Regions from separate parts of the Mus musculus genome. Here region 2 is linked to region 1. Evidence: chromatin loops called from intact Hi-C (ENCODE). Cell type or tissue: left cerebral cortex. All regions are shown on one strand.

The links. Peaks named below come from ENCODE experiments on the same cell type or tissue, not always from the same donor. Only the 100,000 strongest peaks of a DNase experiment are listed, where the experiment ranks them.
Region 2: it touches region 1 in a loop (15-fold over the local background); 3 of 42 quality-filtered maps call a loop at or near these places.

What each region holds. Positions count from the first base shown.
Region 1 is chr9:18,149,981-18,154,980 of GRCm38, reverse strand. No RefSeq gene overlaps it. Among named protein-coding and RNA genes, the nearest start is that of Chordc1, 140 kb to the left of the region's middle. In left cerebral cortex, no CTCF peak of the experiment used is centred here; no DNase peak of the experiment used is centred here.
Region 2 is chr9:18,831,942-18,836,941 of GRCm38, reverse strand. No RefSeq gene overlaps it. Among named protein-coding and RNA genes, the nearest start is that of Olfr828, 18 kb to the right of the region's middle. In left cerebral cortex, no CTCF peak of the experiment used is centred here; a DNase peak (open chromatin) is centred at 2,280.

The DNA of each region.
Region 1 (5,000 bases):
CAAGATTCAATTTATAGACCATCGGAAGTCCAAGAAGAGAGAAAGCCAAAATGTGGAAGCTTCAGTGCTTCTTAGAATGGTGAACAAAATACTCACCGGATGAAATATGGAATCAATTGTGGAACAGAGAATGAAGGAAAGGCCATCCAGAGACTGCCCCACCTGAGGATCCATTCCATATACAGCCAACAAACCCAGATGCTATTGTGAATGCCGGGAAGTGCTTGCTGATAGAAGCTGTCTGCTGTCTCCTGAGAGGCTCTGCTAAAGCCTGACAAATACAGAGACTGATGCTCCGATGCTCACAGCCAACCATTGGACTGAGCATGGGATCTTCCTGGAGGAGTTGGCAAAGAGACTGATGGAGCTGAGGAATTTTGCAGCCCCATGGAGGGAGCAACAGTGTCAACTGGCCAGACCCCCCAGAGCTCCTGGGGACTGGACCACCAACTGAAGAATACACATGGAGGGATCTATGGCTCCAGCTCCATATGTGGCTGAAGATAGACTTGTTGGACATCCATGGGAGGAGAGAACTTTGGGCCTGAGGGTGTTTGATGCTTCAGTGTAGGGGAATGCTAGGGAGAGAAGATGGGAGTGGTGGGTAGAGGAGCACCCTCATAGAGGCATGGGGAGTGGGCATGGGATAGGGGGTTTCTGAAGGGAGGACCTGGAAAGGGGAAAACATCTGAAATATGAAGAAAATGTCCAATTTAAAAAAGAATCAAAAAAAGAATTTTAGAATATTCAAGAAGTGAGGTATATAACTTCTTTGACTCATACTGTGGAAGGATGTTTAAATGAGATAAATCAATATACTTAGAGTTCTGCAGTCTTGACATTAAAGGTCAGGAGTTAATGATACTTGTAAAGTCCAGGGTTCTTTGGAATACAGGTGTCCATGTTGTCTGTGTGTCAGGGCCTGTTTGTATATGTGTGTTAGGATGATATTGATGGTTTTGGCAGAGGATGTGGGAATTTCAAAGTTAGGAAAAGCAGACTGAGATCTTTACCCAGGATTTCCTGGTACTTCTGTACACTAAGAAAATACTCAGAGATGATACAACGCAAGGATCTAATAAAAAAATCTGTTGAGGGCAAAGGCAGAGTTAGCGTGAATTTTAGCCTCTCAGCCATACTTCCCTGAGAGACCTTGGGTGAACTTGAGTGGAGAGAGAATTATTTCTGGATTGGAATTTTCCAGAAGAGCGTTGGCTTCTATTTTTTGTACAGATTTGGGATTAGGGATATGTACATCTGAGTCCAGGCTCCTGGACTATTTCTTCTAAGCATGGCGCTAAACAGTTCTAGTACAGTGATGCTCTTCCTAAGGAAAAGATAGTCATACATTCTTATCTGTGGAATAATTTAAACAGGATGAATACTTGTTGTAGGCCAAGTAATGGCTCTGTAAATATTGTTCATGTTCTAATATGTGAGTACACTCTGATATATGATCAAAGGGTTTCTATAGGTAAATTCCTTGAGAATTATCTTGATTTAATTAGCTGGGTATTTTTCTAGCCACAGGTTCTGATAATGAAATGTTGACCTTATTCCTAGAAGCATGTGCAATGAAACTTTGACCAACAACTGATGATTCAGTAGAAATTCAATAACAGGATTCTAGTAAGAACCCAAAGCACCCAAGCTGACACCTTGACTTTAGACATTTAAGGTCCTGGATTTGGATCCATATGCACTATTATATAATAGAGTTATTTTTCAGAGCTTCTTAGTAGTTGTTTGTTGTGGTAGAAATTGAATACAAATTTGCATTGTTTGTATCTTTTTCAATACACTGTGAAATTATGAATTCATTGGAGAAAGGGTGACATGCCTGAGATATAAAATGAAATTCTACAAGCAAAATTTCTTTTCCTACAAAAACAACGCCTGATATAAAATTCTTTTTTTCTTTTGAATTTTTTTATTAGATATTTTCTTTATTTACCTTTCAAATGCTATCTCCATTCTTAGTTTCCCTTCTGAAAATCCCCTATCCCCTCCCTCTCTCCCATATCCCCAACCCACTTACTCCTACTTCCTGGCCCTGGCAAGGTTCTCTCTTCCCATTGATGGCCAACTAGGCATCTACATAGGCACCTAGAGACAGGAATCCCACCATGTGTTTTCTTTTATTGGTGGTTTAGTCCCAGGGAGCTGTGGGGGTTCTGGTTAATTCATATTGTTGGTCCTCCTATAGGGCTACAGACCACTTTAGCTCCTTGGATGGTCCTTCCTTCAATCTCTACTCTGAATTTTGTCTCTGAAACACTTTCCATGGGTATTTCATTCACCCTTCTGAGAAGGATCAAAGAATCCACACTTTGGTCTTCCTTCTTCTTGAGTTTCAAGTGTTTTGCAAATTGTACCTTAGGTATTCTGAGTTTCTGGGCTAATATCCACTTATCAATGAGTGCATATCATGTGTATTCTTTTGTGACTGGGTTACCTCACTAAGGATATTATCCTCTAGATCCATCCATTTTTCTAAGAATTTCATGAATTCATTGTTTTTAATAGCTGAGTAGTACTCTGTTGTGTAAATGTACCACATTTTCTGTATCCATTCCTCTGTTGATGGACATCTGGGTTCTTTCCAGCTTCTGGCTATTATAAATAAGGCTACTATGAAGATAGTGGACCATGTGTCCATATTTATTACAAGTTGAGAGCATCTTCTGGGTATAAGCCCAGGAGAGGTATTGCTTTCCGGTAGTATTATGTCCAGTTTTCTGAGGAACCACCAAATTGATTTCCAGAGTGGTTGTACCAGCTTGCAATCCCACCAGCAATGGAGGAGTGTTCCTCTTTCTCCACATCCTTGCCAGCATCTGCTGTCACCTGAGCTTTTGATCTTAGCCATTTTGACTGGTGTGAAGTTGAATCTCATGGCTATTTTGATTTGCATTTCTCAGATGATTAAGGATGTTGAGCAAGTTTTAGGTGCTACTCAGCCGTTTGGTATTCCTCAATAGAGATTTTTTCTCTTTACCCCATTTTTTATATGGTTGGTTGGTTTTCTGGTGTCCCACTTCTTGAGTTCTTTATCTGGATATTATCCCTGTACCAGATTTAGGATTGGTAAAGATCTTTTCCCAATCTGGTGGTTGCTGTTTTGTCTTATTGACATTGTCCTTTGCCTTACAGAAACTTTGCAATTTTATGAGGTCATATTTGTCGATTCTTGATCTTACAGCACAAGCCATTGCTATTTTTTCAGGATTCCCCCCCTCCCCCCGTGCCCATATATTTGTGGCTCTTCTCTACTTCCTCCTCTATAATTTTCAATGTCTCTGATTTTATGTGGAGGTCCTTGATCCACTTAGACTTGAGCTTTGTACAAGGAGATAAGAATGGTTCAATTTGTATACTTCTACATGGTAACCGCCAGTTCAGGCAGCACCATTTGTTGAAAATGCTTTCTTCTTTCCACTGGATGTTCTTAGCTCCTTTGTCAAAGATCAAGTGACAATAGTTGTATGGGTTCATTTTTGAGTCTTCAATTTCATTCCATTGATGTACCTGTCTGTTGCTATACAAGTACCACTCAGTTTTTATCACAATTGCTCTATAGTACACCCTGAGGTCAGGGATGGTGATTCCACTAGAGGTTCTTTTCTTGTTGAGACTAGTTCTTGCTACCCTAGTTATTATTATTATTATTATTATTATTATTCCAGATGAATGTGCAAATTACCTTTCAAACTCTGTGAAGAATTGAGTTGGAATTTTGAAGGGGATTGCATTGAATCTGTAGATTCCTTTTGGCAAGACAGTCATTTTTACTATATTAATCCTTCCAATCCATGACCATGGGAGATCTTTCCATTTTCTGAGATCTTTCATTTCTTTTTTCAGAGACTTGAAATTCTTATCATACAGATCTTTCCCTTCCTTAGTTAGCTTCACACCAAGATATTTTATATTACTTGTGACAATGGTGAAAGGTGTTATTTCTTTCTCAGTCTTTTTATCCTTTGTGTAGAAAAAGGCTACTGATTTGTTTGGGCTAATTTTATATCCAGGTACTGCACTGAAGCTGTTTATCAGATTTAGGAGTTCTCTAGTAGAATTTTTAGGATAACTTATATATATTATCATATCATCTACAAATAGTGATATTTTGACTTCTTCCTTTCTAATTTGTAGTCCCTTGATCTCCAAGTGTTGTCTAATTGCTCTGTCTAGGACTTCAAGTACTATGTTGAATAGGAAGGGAGAAAGTGGGTAGCCTTGTCTAGTCCCTGATTTTAGTGGGATTGCTTCCAGTTTCTCACCGTTTAGGTTGGTGTTGGCTACTGGTTAGCTGTATATTGCTTTTATTATGTTTAGATATGGGCATTAAATTCCTGATCCTTCCAAGACTATTATCATGAATGGGTGTTGGATTTTGTCAAAAGCTTTCTCAGCATCTAACGAGATGATCATGTGGTTTATATTTTGAGCTTCTTTCTATAGTGGATTATGTTGATTGATTTCCATATATTAAACCATCCCTGCATCCCTGGGATGAAGCCTACTTGATCATGCTGTATGATCATTTTGATGTGTTCTTGGATTAGGATTGTGAGAACTGTATTGAGTATTTTGCATCGATATTCATAAGGGAAATTGGTCTGAAGTTCTCTTTCTTTGTTGGGTCTTTATGTGGTTTAGGTATCAGTGTATTTGTGGATTCATAGAATGAATTGAATAGAGTATCTTCTGTTTCTATTTTGTGGAATAGTTTGAGGAGAATTGGAATTAGATCTTCTTTGAAGGTCTGACAGAACTCTGCACTAAACCCATCTAGTCCTGGGCTTTTTTTTTTTTTTTTTTTTTTTTTTGGTTGGGAGACTTTTAATGACTGCTTCTATTTCTTTAGGGGATTTGGACTGTTTAGATTGTTAATCTGATCCTGATTTAATTTTGGTACCTGGTATCTGTCTAGAAAATTATCCATTTCATCCACACTTTTCAGTTTTGTTGAGTATAGCCTTTTGTAGTAGGATCTG
Region 2 (5,000 bases), 680 kb before region 1:
CCTTTTCCACTTGTGGGCCTCATCTTTGGGTATATAAAGGCCATGGTTTTTGTTGTTTTTATTGTTTTATACATATATATAAATACAAAAATAAATGTTAGGTTTATTTATTCTTGATTGTGTAAAAATGTTTTCAGGCCTGAACACTAGTTATTGGATAGAAATATCAAAATATTTCCTCAATAGGAGAAACAATTTAAATGGCTTTTGGTACTTTTTTAACTACACATACTTACTTTTATAACATACAAGTTTTTTTTTTAAGATTTATTTATTTATTATATGTAAGTACACTGTAGCTGTCTTCAGACACTCCAGAAGAGGGCGTCAGATCTTGTTACAGATGGTTGTGAGCCACCATGTGGTTGCTGGGATTTGAACTCCTGACCTTTGGAAGAGCAGTCGGGTGCTCTTACCCACTGAGCCATCTCACCAGCCCAACATACAAGTTTTAAGATACCATTTAATTAAATATAAAATTTCTGGCGGCTCAATTATTTTGTTCTTCTGTGAAATACTCCTGACAGGCATAGTCTATAGTTTCTTCTTCGTTCAGAAGACATTGTCATCAAATGGCTAAAAATTTGATTCTATGCAACAATATGTGTGTGACTTGATTTAAATTCCAATTTCATTGTGTTCTTTATGAATATTCTTTCTGAATAAGTTTGTTCATCACTGCTGTCATCCTTGAGTATTTCAGAATCCAGGTTTTTTTCTTCTTTCACATAGAAACTGACAATTTGAAAATCTCCAAGTAGATCTTTGAACACTAGATTAGAAATGCTGAGACATTCCACTTCCTGGATTATTCAACTACTAGAAGTTGTGAATCTTTACTATGTAGATGACAATCTTTGAAGTATCATTCACTATGGTGTAAGTAAATCTAGCAACTTTTCATCTGTTATAGTAAGTATATTTATATACGTTTATTATTAATTGATTATTTTATATATTTACATGTCAAATGTTGTCCCCCTTCCCTGACTCCCCTCCACAAAGCCCCACTACCTCCCTCCTCCCCTTTGCCTCTAAGAAGGTATTTCTCCACCTACCCATCCACTTCCACCTCAGCCCTCTAGCATCCCCTTCACTGGGGCAACAAGCTTCCCCAGGAGGTAAATCCTTCCCTCCCATTGATGCCAGATAAGGCAGTCCACTGCTATATACGTAGCAGGAGCCATAGACACAACCCTGTTTCTCTTTTGTTGGTGTTTTGGTCCCTTGGGAGCTCTGAGGGGTCCAGTTAGTTCATATTGTTGTTCTTCCTAAGGGGTTGCAATCTCTTCAGCTCCTTCAGTCCTTCTTAACTCTTTGGTTAAAGTCCCCAGACTCAGTCCAATGGTTGGCTGTGAGTGTCTGCATCTGTGTTAGTCAGGTACTGGCAAATTCTCTCAAAGGATAGCCATACAAGGCTCCTGTCTGCAAGCATTTCTTGGCATCAGCAATAGTGTCTAGGGTTTGGTATCTGATAATGGGATGGATTCCAAGGTGGGTTGGTCTCTGGATGGTCTTCCCTTCAGTCTCTGCTCAATTTTTGTCCCTCTGTTTCCTTTAAACAGGAAAAAAAAATCTGCATTAAAAATTTTGAGATGGGTGAATAGCCCTGTCCCTCAACTGGGGGCTATGCCTAACTACTGGAGGTGGTCTGTTCAAGTACTATCTTCCCTCTGTTGGGTAATTCAACTAATTCCTGGGAGCCTCTCACATCCCTGGCATCTGAGATATTTTAGTGGTACCGACTGCCATTCCCTGGCTCCTACTCCTACCTGTTCCCTTTTCCCTTCATTCCTCTCTCCCACTCAGGACCCTCCCTCCCTTTACCTCCCATTATTATGTTGTTCCCCCTTCTAAGTGGAACTGAATCATCCAAACTTCTCCCTTCCTTCTTGTTAAGCTTCATGTGGTTTGTGACTTATATCATGGATATTCTGAGCTTTTGGGATAATATCTACTTATCACTGTGTACAAGCCGTATATGTCCTTTTGGGTCTAGGTTACCCCACTCAAGGTCATATTTTGCCTGCAAATTTCATGAGGTCTTTGTTTTGAGTAGAACTCCATTTTGTAAACATGCCACATTTTCTATAGCTATTCTTCCATTGAGGGATGGAACAACAACCCTCAATCTGGGTTCTTTCTCACTTCTGGATATTATAAATGCTATGAACTGTGGAGAGCTGCAATAACATTTACCATCATAAGATGGCACTGGCTCTGCAGTGCCTTATGCCACCTAAACAAAGAACAAGCTATGTGCGCATGTGCAAGGAGCAAAAGCCCGCCAAGTCACTAGCCCATCCCCGGGGCATAGGAGATCATGGGTGAAGCTGCCAGTCGGGTATAGACACGTCACACCAGGGGGTATTTAAGCAACACGTTTCTGAGCCTTCTTTGTCTTTCTCATCAACATGTAATAAAGATTAGCTACAGAAGGATCTTGTGCCCCTTGTGCATTCCTGCGGGCGGGAACAATAGCTCAGGACAATGAACATAGTGGAGCCCGTGTCTTTGTTATTTGTTAGAGCACCTATTTCGGTATATTCCAAGGAGAAGTATAGCAGGGTCTTCAGGTAGAAATATTTTCAATGTTTTTGAGTAACCACCACATTGATTCCCATTAGCAATAGGGGAATGTTCCTCTTTCTCCAGATCCTCACCAGCATCTACTGTCGCCTGAGTTTTTGATCTTAGTCATTCTGATTGGTATAAGATGGAATGTCAGCCATTGCATACACGAGCAAGATTTTATCGAAAGGACCCAGATGTAGCTGTCTCTTGTGAGTCTATGCCGGGGCCTAGCAAACACAGAAGTGGATGCTCACAGTCAGCTAATGGATGGATCACAGGGCTCCCAATGGAGGAGCTAGAGAAAGTACCCAAGGAGCTAAAGGGATCTGCAACCCTATAGGTGGAACACCATTATGAACTAACCAGTACCCCAGAGCTCTTGACTCTAACTGCATATGTATCAAAAGATGGCCTGGTCGGCCATCACTGGAAAGAGAGGCCCATTGGACACGCAAACTTTATATGCCCCAGTACAGGGGAACGCCAGGGCCAAAAAGGGAAGTGGGTGGGTAGGGGAGTGGGGGTGGGTGGGTATGGGGGACTTTTGGTATAGCATTGGAAATGTAAATGAGCTAAATACCTAATAAAAAATGGGGAAAAAAAAGATGGAATGTCAGGTTTGCTTTGATTTGCATTTCCTTGATAACTAAGGATGTTGAACATTTCTTTAGCTGTTTCTTGTTCATTCAAGATTTCTAACATGACCATTCTCTGTTTTGATCTGTACTTCATTTTTTAATTGAGATACTTAGGATTTAGTTTTTTAAATTTTTGTTTTGTTTTGTTTTGTTTTGTTTTGGGGGGGGGGTAGTTTGTTAAGTTCTTTATATATTTTGGATATTAGCTTTCTATCAGATGTGGGGTTGGTAACGATTTTTTTTCCCAATCTGTAAGTTGCCAATTTGTCCTATTGAGTGTCTTTTGCCTTAGAAAACCTTTTACATTTCATGAGATCTCCTTTATCAATTGTTGATCTTAAGATCCTAAGCCATGGGAGTTCTGTTTAGGAAATTTCCCACTGTGTCAATGAGTTCATGGATCTTTCCCACTTTCTCTTCTATTTCATTCAGTGTATCTGTTCTGTGTTTGTTTGTTTGTTTGTTTGTTTGTTTTTAGAGGTCCTTGATCCACTTGGACTTCAGTTTTGTGCAAGGTGATAAATATGGATTGATTTTCATTTTTCTACACACACACTACTTGATGGACCATTGATTGAAGATGGTTTATTTTTCCATTGTAAAAATTGTTTTCACTATCCAGGGATTTAGTTTTTCCACATGAAATTTAAAACTGCTTTTTTCATGTCTGAGAATACTTTGTTGGAATCATGATGAGGAATGTGTGAATTTGTAGATTGATTTGGTAGGATGGCCATTTTTGATATGTTAATCCTACCAATCTTTCCTTCTTCTAGGGTTTTCTTTGATTTCATTTTTCTAGCAATTGGGCCCACTACACCCAGGCAAGCACACCTATCTTTAACAGATTGGAATACTACGGACAACAATTAAGTAATTCAATCCATTTCCTTCTCCAACCTTCAAAAGGCTGAACTTTTTCCCCAACAGCACAGTTCAGATGGAACAAAGAGAAAAAGGAAGACAACAAAACAGAGTATCTCGGTGCACACCTGTGTGATCCAGTACACAGAAGACTGAGGTAGGGTAGTGTCCTGAGAATAGGCCTCATAGACAGACAGACAGATAGACAGAGTGAGGTAACCCAATCACAAAAGAACTCACTTGATATTCACTCACTGATAAGTGGATATTAGCCCAGAAACTTAGAATACCCAAGATACAATTTGCAAAACACAAGAAAATCAAGAAGAAGGAAGACCAATGCATGGATACTACATTCCTCTTTAGAATAGGAAATAAAATGGAAGGAGTTACAGAAACAAAGTTTGGAGCTCACACGATAGGATGGACCATCCAGAGACTACCCCACCTGGGGATCCATCCCATAATCAGACACCAAATGCAGACACTATTGCATATACCAACAAGATTTTGCTGAAAGGACCCTGATATAGCTTTCTCTTGTGAGGCTATGCCAGTGCCTGGCAAATACAGAAGTGGATGCTCACAGTCATCTATTAGATGGAACATAGGGTCCCCAATGGAGGAGCTAGAGAAAGTACCCAAGGAGCTGAAGGGTGGTATAACAATATACCCCAGAGCTCGTGTCTCTAGCTGTATATGTAGCAGAAGATGGCCTAGTCGGCCATCATTGGGAAGAGAGGCCCCTTGGTCTTGCAAACTTTATATACACCGGTACAGGGAAACGCCAGGGCCAAGAAGTGGGAGTAGGTAGGTAGGGGGGCATGACTGGGGGAGGGTATAGGGGACTTTCAGGATAGCATTTGAAATGTAAATGAAAAAATATCTAATAAAAATTGTTAAAAAAAATAAAAAAATATATTA